Linked DNA regions of Homo sapiens: region 2 is linked to region 1. Evidence: read pairs that join two places in POLR2A ChIA-PET (ENCODE). Cell type or tissue: CD4-positive, alpha-beta T cell. All regions are shown on one strand. Links, peaks and the distances in the headings refer to the core of each region. The heading gives the core; the rest is flanking DNA.

Evidence for each region. Peaks named below come from ENCODE experiments on the same cell type or tissue, not always from the same donor. Only the 100,000 strongest peaks of a DNase experiment are listed, where the experiment ranks them.
Region 2: POLR2A ChIA-PET joins it to region 1 with 5 read pairs; 4 of 35 experiments call an interaction of 5 or more read pairs at or near these places.

Annotation. Positions count from the first base shown.
Region 1 is chr2:197,988,842-197,993,241 of GRCh38, forward strand. All of the region lies in intron 1 of PLCL1 (phospholipase C like 1 (inactive)), which reads left to right. Among named protein-coding and RNA genes, the nearest start is that of PLCL1, 190 kb to the left of the region's middle. In CD4-positive, alpha-beta T cell, for the core only: no CTCF peak of the experiment used is centred there; no DNase peak of the experiment used is centred there.
Region 2 is chr2:197,867,804-197,872,203 of GRCh38, forward strand. The region is part of intron 1 of PLCL1 (phospholipase C like 1 (inactive)); the gene reads left to right. Among named protein-coding and RNA genes, the nearest start is that of PLCL1, 65 kb to the left of the region's middle. In CD4-positive, alpha-beta T cell, for the core only: no CTCF peak of the experiment used is centred there; a DNase peak (open chromatin) is centred at 2,038; H3K4me3 peaks cover 806 bases; H3K27ac peaks cover 2,641 bases.

The sequences.
Region 1 (4,400 bases), core at 67-4,066:
AGTGTATAAGTGTTCCCCTTTCACCATATTGACACCAACATTTATTGTCTTTTGACTTTTCAATAATAGTAATTCTTGCAGGAGTAAGGTGATATCTCATTGAATCACTTATTTTTTGTGAAGTGTAATTTCTAGGATGGATTATATAGTTCAAACCCAAGGGGATAAATTATATCCTATTGAGTGAAAGAACTAACTAGGGGACTTGCAAAAAATAACTATAATAAACAATGAAGAGTAGAAATTCTTGTTTTTTGAATGAACCTACAAAATGCGTAAAACAAAATATTTGATGAAAACATTTTCAGATTATGATGGCTGTTCTTATTACTATTCATTCATTCATTCATTCAGTAATTATTTATAGAAGTTTGCTAGGTGTAGGGCACCATACTGAGCATTGGGGAAACGTCTCTGCCTTTGAGTTGCTTTTGACCTAGTTGGGGAGATAAAAAAGGAAGACATGGAGTATTCTACATAAGGCAAGCCCATGTTAAGTTAATGTTTTGGTGGCTTAGAGAAAGAGACACCACTTCTCCTAGCTTGACTTTCTGAGGGATGAGGACCAGGAATTTGAACTAGATCTGAGGGGATGAGTAGGATTTGAAATACCAGAGGAATGGTAGAAGTTTGTTTAGGGAGGGCCTTGACTTCCAGGCTAGATAATTTGCATTTCAAAGAGATGGTTTCCAAAACTGACCAAGTGAGCTTGGTGCTAAGATCATAATATACATTTAAAAGTGTTTTGGTTACTCTGGAGGCTGAGGCATGAGAATCATCTGAACACAGGAGGCGGAGTTTGCTGTGAGCTGAGATCGCACCATTGCACTCCAGCCTGGGCAACAGAGTGAGACTCTGTCTCAAAACAAAACAAAACAAAACAAAAAACAAAAAAAAAAGTGTTTTGGGATGGATTACTTTCAGTGGAGTTTGTAAAATGCCTTTGTGAATAGCTGCGATTTAGAAAACAGCTTGCTCAGGAGAGAATCAAAACCTTCCTAAGCAGAAATAACCCCTCAGACTTGCACCTGGAGTCCACTTGGAGATTCTCCCAGGTATTACTTAGGATACACAGAGACTAATATACAAATGAAGGAAAATGTACAGATAGTGCCTACTGGTAATAGATTACAGTTGGAGAATCCCATTTTGCTAAAGATAGTATTGAGTCTGGAATGTTATTTAATTTTCAGTTCCTGTATAGGCCTATGGAAGTCACCTTATATTGGAGTCTTTATAGAGTCTCTCATGTTACAGGGCGCTGCTCAATTACCTTATTTTGAGCAGCAGACCACTTGAGGAAGACACATTAGACCTAAACGAGCTCATCAGAGCTATTTTTATTTGCTCATAGAGATGTAGCTGACATGATGGGTAAAAAAAAGGAGGCAAATAAATGGAATACAGTTTCTGTTATTATTCCTAGAGATATGAGTTTGCAATTGCAGGTGCTGGATATAATTTTAAACATGCCTTTTAAAGCAATGCAGCAGATATTTTGTGGATATTACAAACATACACCTCAGGACAAAAGGAAAGCTAACCTAATATGACTGGAATTCAAGGTGTATGGTAAGATTTCCAGTGAGGGTATGTATTAGTCCATTTTCATACTGCTATGAAGAAATACCTAAGTGTGGTTCCACATGGCTGGGGAGGCCTCACAATCATGGCAGTAGGTGAAGGAGGAGCAAAGGCACATCTTACATGGCGGCAGGCAAGAGAGAGTGTTCAGGGGAACTGCGCTTTATAAAACTGTCAGCTCTCATGAGACTTATTCACTATCATGAGAAAACCCACCCCCATGATTCAATAACCTTCCACAGAGTCCCTCCCATGACACATAAGGATTATGGCAGCTACAATTCAAGATGAGATTTGAGTGGGGACACAGCCAAACCATATCAGGGTAGATTCAGAAAATGTTTCTCTAACAGTTTAGACTGATGCAAAGGTGTACTTTTTGGAAAACTCTTTGATGACTTAAAGTTTAAGTGGAAATGTAGAGTCTGGATAAAACTCATGGAATTTATAGCATTCCAAGATTAATATATAATTTTATAGGATGTGTTATAGAATATGGATAATTAAATTAATTATATAACCATTAGGTTTGAACAAGTATTAATCCTGGAGGGAGTGAAGGTTAATTTTACGGTCAATTTGAGTGGGCCATCGGGTGCCCAGATTAAACATTGTTTCTGAGTGTGTCTGTAAGGGTGTTTCTGGATGAGATTAGCATTTGAATTGGTGGACTCAGAAGACTTCCCTCCTGGTGAAGTCGGGCATCATCCAATCCATTGAGGGCCTGAATAGAACAAAAACAAAGGAAAGAGAAACTCACCCTTTCGCTTCGTGCCTTCTTGCTTGAGTTGGGACCTCTCATCTCATCTTCTCCTGTCCTTGGACTGGGATTTATAATTTGGCTCCCCTGGTTCTCAGGCCTTCACACTTAGACTGGGAATACCACTGGCTTTCCTGGGATTCCAGCTTGCAGATGGCAGATGATGGGATTTCTCAAACTCTATAGTGGCATGAGCCAATTACTCATAATCTCTCTCTCCACTTCCCTCTCTCATTCTCTCCTTTCCTCTCTGTGCATATATAACCTCCTTTGGTTCTGTTTGTTTGGACAACTCTGACAAATACAGATGGTCATTATAAAGCAACTTTATTTTTGTCACCCACTTTTGTTCTTTTAAATTTATTCTGTGCTCCTACTTATTATTGTTCTGGTTTGAAATTTAGACACAGCCTCATGGTTCTTCCAGTCACTTCTACTTCCACTGGAAGTACAGTCTGCTTAGTATATTTATTCCAAACTTCAGAATTTATTGAAGTTAAAGCTTCCCCTTTCTCCCAGTGCAGGACTGCTGCAGACGAGCCCTCATTAGTGGGAGATGTGCTGAGAAGCCCTTCTCTTTCCCACTCAGTGCTTCTACTTCCTCTCATCCTCTCCTAGCTTACTCCCCTTGAAGCATGGTGGGGTATGTCATCAGAGTGAGGAGAGGTTGGAGCTGAAAGCACCCACTGTCTTCTGTGGGGCCTGGAAATCTCTCCCTCACCGGAGATCGCTCATCTGTGCTTGTCTTCCATGGGTGAAAACATTTCTCCTGGTTCGTCTCTCCTGATGCTTTGCTCAGCTCTGCACACAACTTCAGTTTCCTTTTGATGAGGCCCCTTGCTTGCTTCTCAGCATTCATTTTTTTTTTTTATGATTAGCAAGATTTTTTTAATTATACTTTAAGTTTTAGGGTACATGTGCACAATGTGCAAGTTAGTTACATATGTATACATGTGCCATGTTGGTGTGCTGCACCCACCAACTTGTCATTTAACATTAGGTATATCTCCCAATCAGCATTCATTTTTAAAACTGTGGCAAAATATATATATTACAAATTCATCATTTTAACTATTAAATTAAATTAATTTATTTTTGAGACAGGGTCTCACTCTGTCACCCAGGCTGGAGTGCAGTGGAGTAATCATGGCTCACTGCAGCCTTGACCTCATGCGCTCAGGTGATTCTCCCACTTCAGCCTCCTGGGTGTCTGGGACCACAGACACACACCACCATGCCCAACTAATTTTTGTGTTTTTTGTAGAGACAGGGTTTTGCCATGTTGCCCAGGCTGGTCTCAAACTCCTGGGCTCAACCAACCCCCCTCCTCAGCCTCCCAAAGTGTCGAAATTACATGCATGAGCCACCATGCCTGGCAATTTCAAGTATTTTAAAGTTATAATTGTGTGATTTTAAGTGTATCTATAGTGTAGTGCAACCATCACACCACACATCTTCAGAACTTTTTCATTTCCCCATACTGAACGCTGAAACTGTACTCATTAAACACTAACCCTCCATTTGCTCCTCCCTCCAGCTCCTGGCAACCACCATTCTCCTTTCTGTTTCTATGAATCTGACTACTCTGTAACCTCACATAAAATAAATCATATGATATTTGTCTTTATGTGACTGGCTGTTTTCATTCATGTTGTAGCATGTGTTCAAAATTTTCTTGTTTTTGGAGGCTGGATAATATCCGCATTTTGTTTATTGGTTCATCTTTTGAAGGGTACTTGGGTTACTTCCATCTTTTAGCTGTTACTAATAATGCTTCTGTGAACATAGGTATGCAAATATCTGTTTGAGTCCCTGTTTTCACTTTTTTGGGGTATATACCCAGAAGTGTAATTGCTGGATTGTATGACAATTCCATGTTTAATTTTTTGAAGAACTGTCACACTGTCTTCCATAGTGGCGGTACCATTTTACATTCCCATGGGTTCCAATTTCTGCATACCCTAGCCAACACTTGTACTTTTCTGTTTTTATTTGTTTGTTTTATAATAGCAATCCTAATGGGTGTGAAGTTGTATCTCATTGCGGTTTTGATTTG
Region 2 (4,400 bases), core at 213-4,212, 120 kb before region 1:
CTTATCAGCAATTCCTTAGAGATGTCACTCTGACTCTTGTGGTGATCTCACAGAAATACTCATAAAAAAAATTGAGTATGCTGCTGTGTGCTGTAAATTGTCTTTCTCAACTTGAAGTTATACCTCTTTAACCACTGTTCATCATTTCTGTGACAACTGTATGAGTATACTGTATACTTTAAACATGACAATGATTGATCCTGTAGGTAAAATACCAAATGGTTGAAAACAAATGGCAAGGATTTTTACAATTGAAAGGCCTATCCACCCGGTGACCACTGTATTATTCATTAGAAATAGGTATTATCTTAGCTATTATAACTGCTGGAAGTTTTGTGAACCTTTTATGTCCAGTCAAAACTGCAAACTCTGCATATGCTTGCTTATGAATATTACTTCTAGCTAAAGAAGTGTTCATATAGTCTTTTCCATTTAAATACATGGCTAGGCATTTACTGAAATGTGAGCTATTTACTAATGGTAGATTACTGCAGTGTCTTTCATATCAGATGTTGCTTATCTGACAATCTCAACTAGGTGGAAACTAGGCAAGAAACAGGTAGGAAGCTGAATTGGCTCGTGAGATAACCTAAGAGATATCCCAGTGTCTATGCAGTACCTATTCTTGTGTACTTTATCTTTATTCACTGGAAAACCCTTCTACAACCACATGCAAAATCAGTTTGTTTTTAAAAAATTTTACACTTTTTTTTTAAAGACAGGATTTTGCTTTCTTACCCAGGCTGGAGTGCAGTGGCACGATCATAGCTGACTGGAGCCTCATCTCCTGGGCGCAAGTGATCCTCCCACCTCAGCCTCCCAAGTAGGTGGGACTAGAGATGCATGTCACCATGCCTGGCTAATTGAATTTTTTTTTTTTTTTAGTAGAGATAAGGTCTCGCTTTTTTTTTTTAGTAGAGATAAGTTCACTTGAACTCCTAGATTCAAGTGATCCACCCACCTCAGCCTCCCAAAGAGCTGGGATTACAGGCATGAGCCACCATACCTGGCCTTTACACATACTTTTAACAGGTTTGGTTCAGTTATATAATTTCCTGGTTAGTAGCAAACAAGAAGGGAGAAAAGAATAGACTACCAGAGAAAAATACTAAGAAATTATACTTTATTAATACCTAAATGATTAAACTTAGTGAAAGAGTGAGTTTTAGTCACATTTTAACTTAAAAACTGATAATTGTGTTAGAAAGCTTCAGACAGTTTGAGTGCCTGTTATACGCTGAGCAATGCAATGCAATGTTTACCAGAGTCCTCTCTAGCTCTTACATCTTGTCTGTGAGACAGACATTATTATTGCCATTTTAAAAATTAGAGAACAACTTAGGCTCTGATGAGTGAAATGATTTGCACAAGGCCAAGCAGTAAGTAACTGAGTTTGAATTAAAACCAGGACTGTCCGATTTAAAGGCCCTATTGTTTCTATCATATCAAATTGCTTCCACATGGGCCATTCCACAATGTACTTAGTGAAATTATTATTTTAAGAGCAATACACTTCTTAGAGGAACTTAATAATAACCTCCTCTGACTCCCCTGAATTTACGTATCTTTTTCTTTTTTTTTTGCCTAAATGGGGATATAAACAAAAATAGTGATTATTTTGATTTATATTTACATAATAACTTTTTCACTTTGTATAGATTCAGTTTGTGACTCTAATAATACTATTTCTGGCTTCAGGCCTGTTGATGTTCGACTCATGCAGTCACATACTTGTTCTTTAAATGGTTGTGGTGAGGATCATGTGAAGGAAGGAACAGCCAGAAAAGCATCAAGATAATTGTGACAACTGCCACGGGTGGTACAGTGATTAAAGAGAACAGATATGTAAAAGTAATTTCTTTGCTGAGCCATCACTGGTGCAGAGAGCAAAACAATGGGGACAGATGTGACTGAAAGAAGTTTTGATGTTATCCTAGTGTTTGGTTTTAATCCCTCCTCACCTCTTGACACCATCAATTTTTATCTGTCATGTAAAAACAGCAGCAACAGCTCATAGTAGAAGGTATGCTGCAACGGTAAATTTCATGGCAAGACTTCTTACGTAATTCAGGGATCACATGAAAGAAAACCACAACATTATCTTCTAGCTTCTTATCTGATTTTGTAAAAAGGTTTCAAGCATACTTTTTTTTTCCATAAGTGTTATTTATCAGAAATCTTAAATGGTAGAAACCAAACTTTGTGAAACAGGAAGGGTAATAAAGATTCCCGTGTATCTGGGCGGCCACGAAGCATCATGGAGTTTTTGTTTTGTGTCTCCGTGGAGTTAACTGGTTTTAGCAGTTCTACTGAACTTTAGCTAAAATGAATTACACAAATAACTGATTAGAATTGACTCATGCTAGAATTTGAATTACTAAAGCATGCAGAAATAAGAGTAAATGCTAAGGGGAGCTTTGCTGCTTTTAGGGTGTTTGATGTGAATTCTGATCTGGTCTCCTACTACCTTCAATCTATTTGATACCACAGTACAAGGGACACTCAGGTACATGTAGGCTCCAAACCCTTATCTAGTCACATCTTCATGAGCCACACTGACCTTTTTAACATAGAATGTAGGTTAGAGGCCTATGGTTCGTTTTTGTGGCGTTAAGAGTCCCACCCACCCAAGACCCAGTGAATGAGAATCTCTTGGTGTAGGGACTAGAGATGGACATTTTAACTATTCTTCCTGGGTGAGTCTGATGCATATTTGGGAACCTCTGCACAGGCCTCCTAAGTATCATTACCCCTTCTAAATATGTGGCATCTCTACCCTCAGAGAGTGTTACCATATTTGTTAGCGGGAAGGGAAGAGAGAAAAGTGTCAGGCTTGAACAGAAGAGAACTTTGAACATCTATTCAAAGAGTGGAAAACTTTGAACCTCTTTATTCTACTACCCATACCTCCAAGTCCAGCTGCCTTGGTATAATTATATTTCTTGAATATGCACATTTTCCTTTGAGCTCGAATAGAACTGCTTCTCCTTGGATGTGGAATTGATGTGAGTAGATAGGAGTGACGCTCTTCCTTAGAGCTGAGATTCTTACTACTGGGGGGAAAAGAGACCAGGCTGCCCCTATTCCTTATCACACTCCCTTACCCTGATCATTCCAATTCACTATATCTGATACCATCCGTGATTCAGATGCTCACCTCGGGAGAGGAGCTGTTTTTCTGGATATTAAACTACATGAGCAAGAGTGAACATTTTGTATTGTGTAAAATTCCGTGTTTGGGATGGTGTTAGAGGCAGAGATACTTCCTGGGTCTAATGCCATACAGAGAGGCTTGATACTTACCCTCAAGCAGGAATGAGAGGTACATTTAAATTACTAGACTGATTAGACTCCTGAATTTAGAATCCTAATTTAAACTCCTGAAGAGTTAGCTGAGGGATGTGAGGGGCCTGTACAGTTGCAGACACATCTGTTTCACCCCAAACAGATCCTGTACTGTTTGGAGAGAAACCCCTAGTCTTCCCTACATCCCTGGCTTTAGATTTTTTGGGGCCTGTTCTTAGAATGAGGTTCATAAGGGAAGGGGCAGTGTGGCCCTCCTGAGACCAGAGGGAATAGGATAAGGCAGAAGTTCTCAAGTGTTGAAACGCCTGAGGTTCTTGGTAAAATGCAGATTCCAGACCCCCACCTGGATCCACTGAGGGGAGTGCCTTAGTTTCCTAGGGCTGCTGTAACAAATTACCACACCCTTGTTGGCTTAAAACGGAAATTCATTTTCTCATGGTTTTGGAGGCCAGAAATCTGAAATCAGGGTGTCAGCAAGGGGTGGTTCCTTCTGGAGGCTCTGAGGGAGAATTCGTTCTATGCCTGTCTCCTAGTTTTGGTGACTGTGGGAAATCCTTGGCATTCCTTGGCTTATAATAACATCGTACCCCAAACAATACAAAACAAAAATAACAAAATACCACCTAAATTAAGTTAGGTGCACTCCTTAGTGTCCCCCTCCCTGAGTGCTTTGAGTAAATCTCTAATTTTGCTTTGATTGCTCTGGTTAACACACAACCATAAGAACACGACCAGCACTGCAACACTCACCTATCTGACAAGGACACCTGTGCTTTCCCCTTTACACCCTCTACAAAGGGACTTGGAGGCTCTCTAATAAACCCAAGGACATGCTTTCTGTGGGAAAGAAGTGGGGGCAGGTACTTAGCTCCTGGGACTCCTGGTGAATGGCTAGTTTGTTCAGCTGTGCTGTCACTTTGTTGCTGTAGACACTAAATTCCAGTCTGGATTACAAACCTTTTGTGAGTAACTCGGACTAATATTTACAATGCTGGAAGATGTAAAATTTAAAAAGCCAGTTGACCTGAAATAATTTGTTAGTTTTCTCCCCCCTGGCCTAATCCAAGAGCTTTCTGCTTAGCTCATCAGGTCCT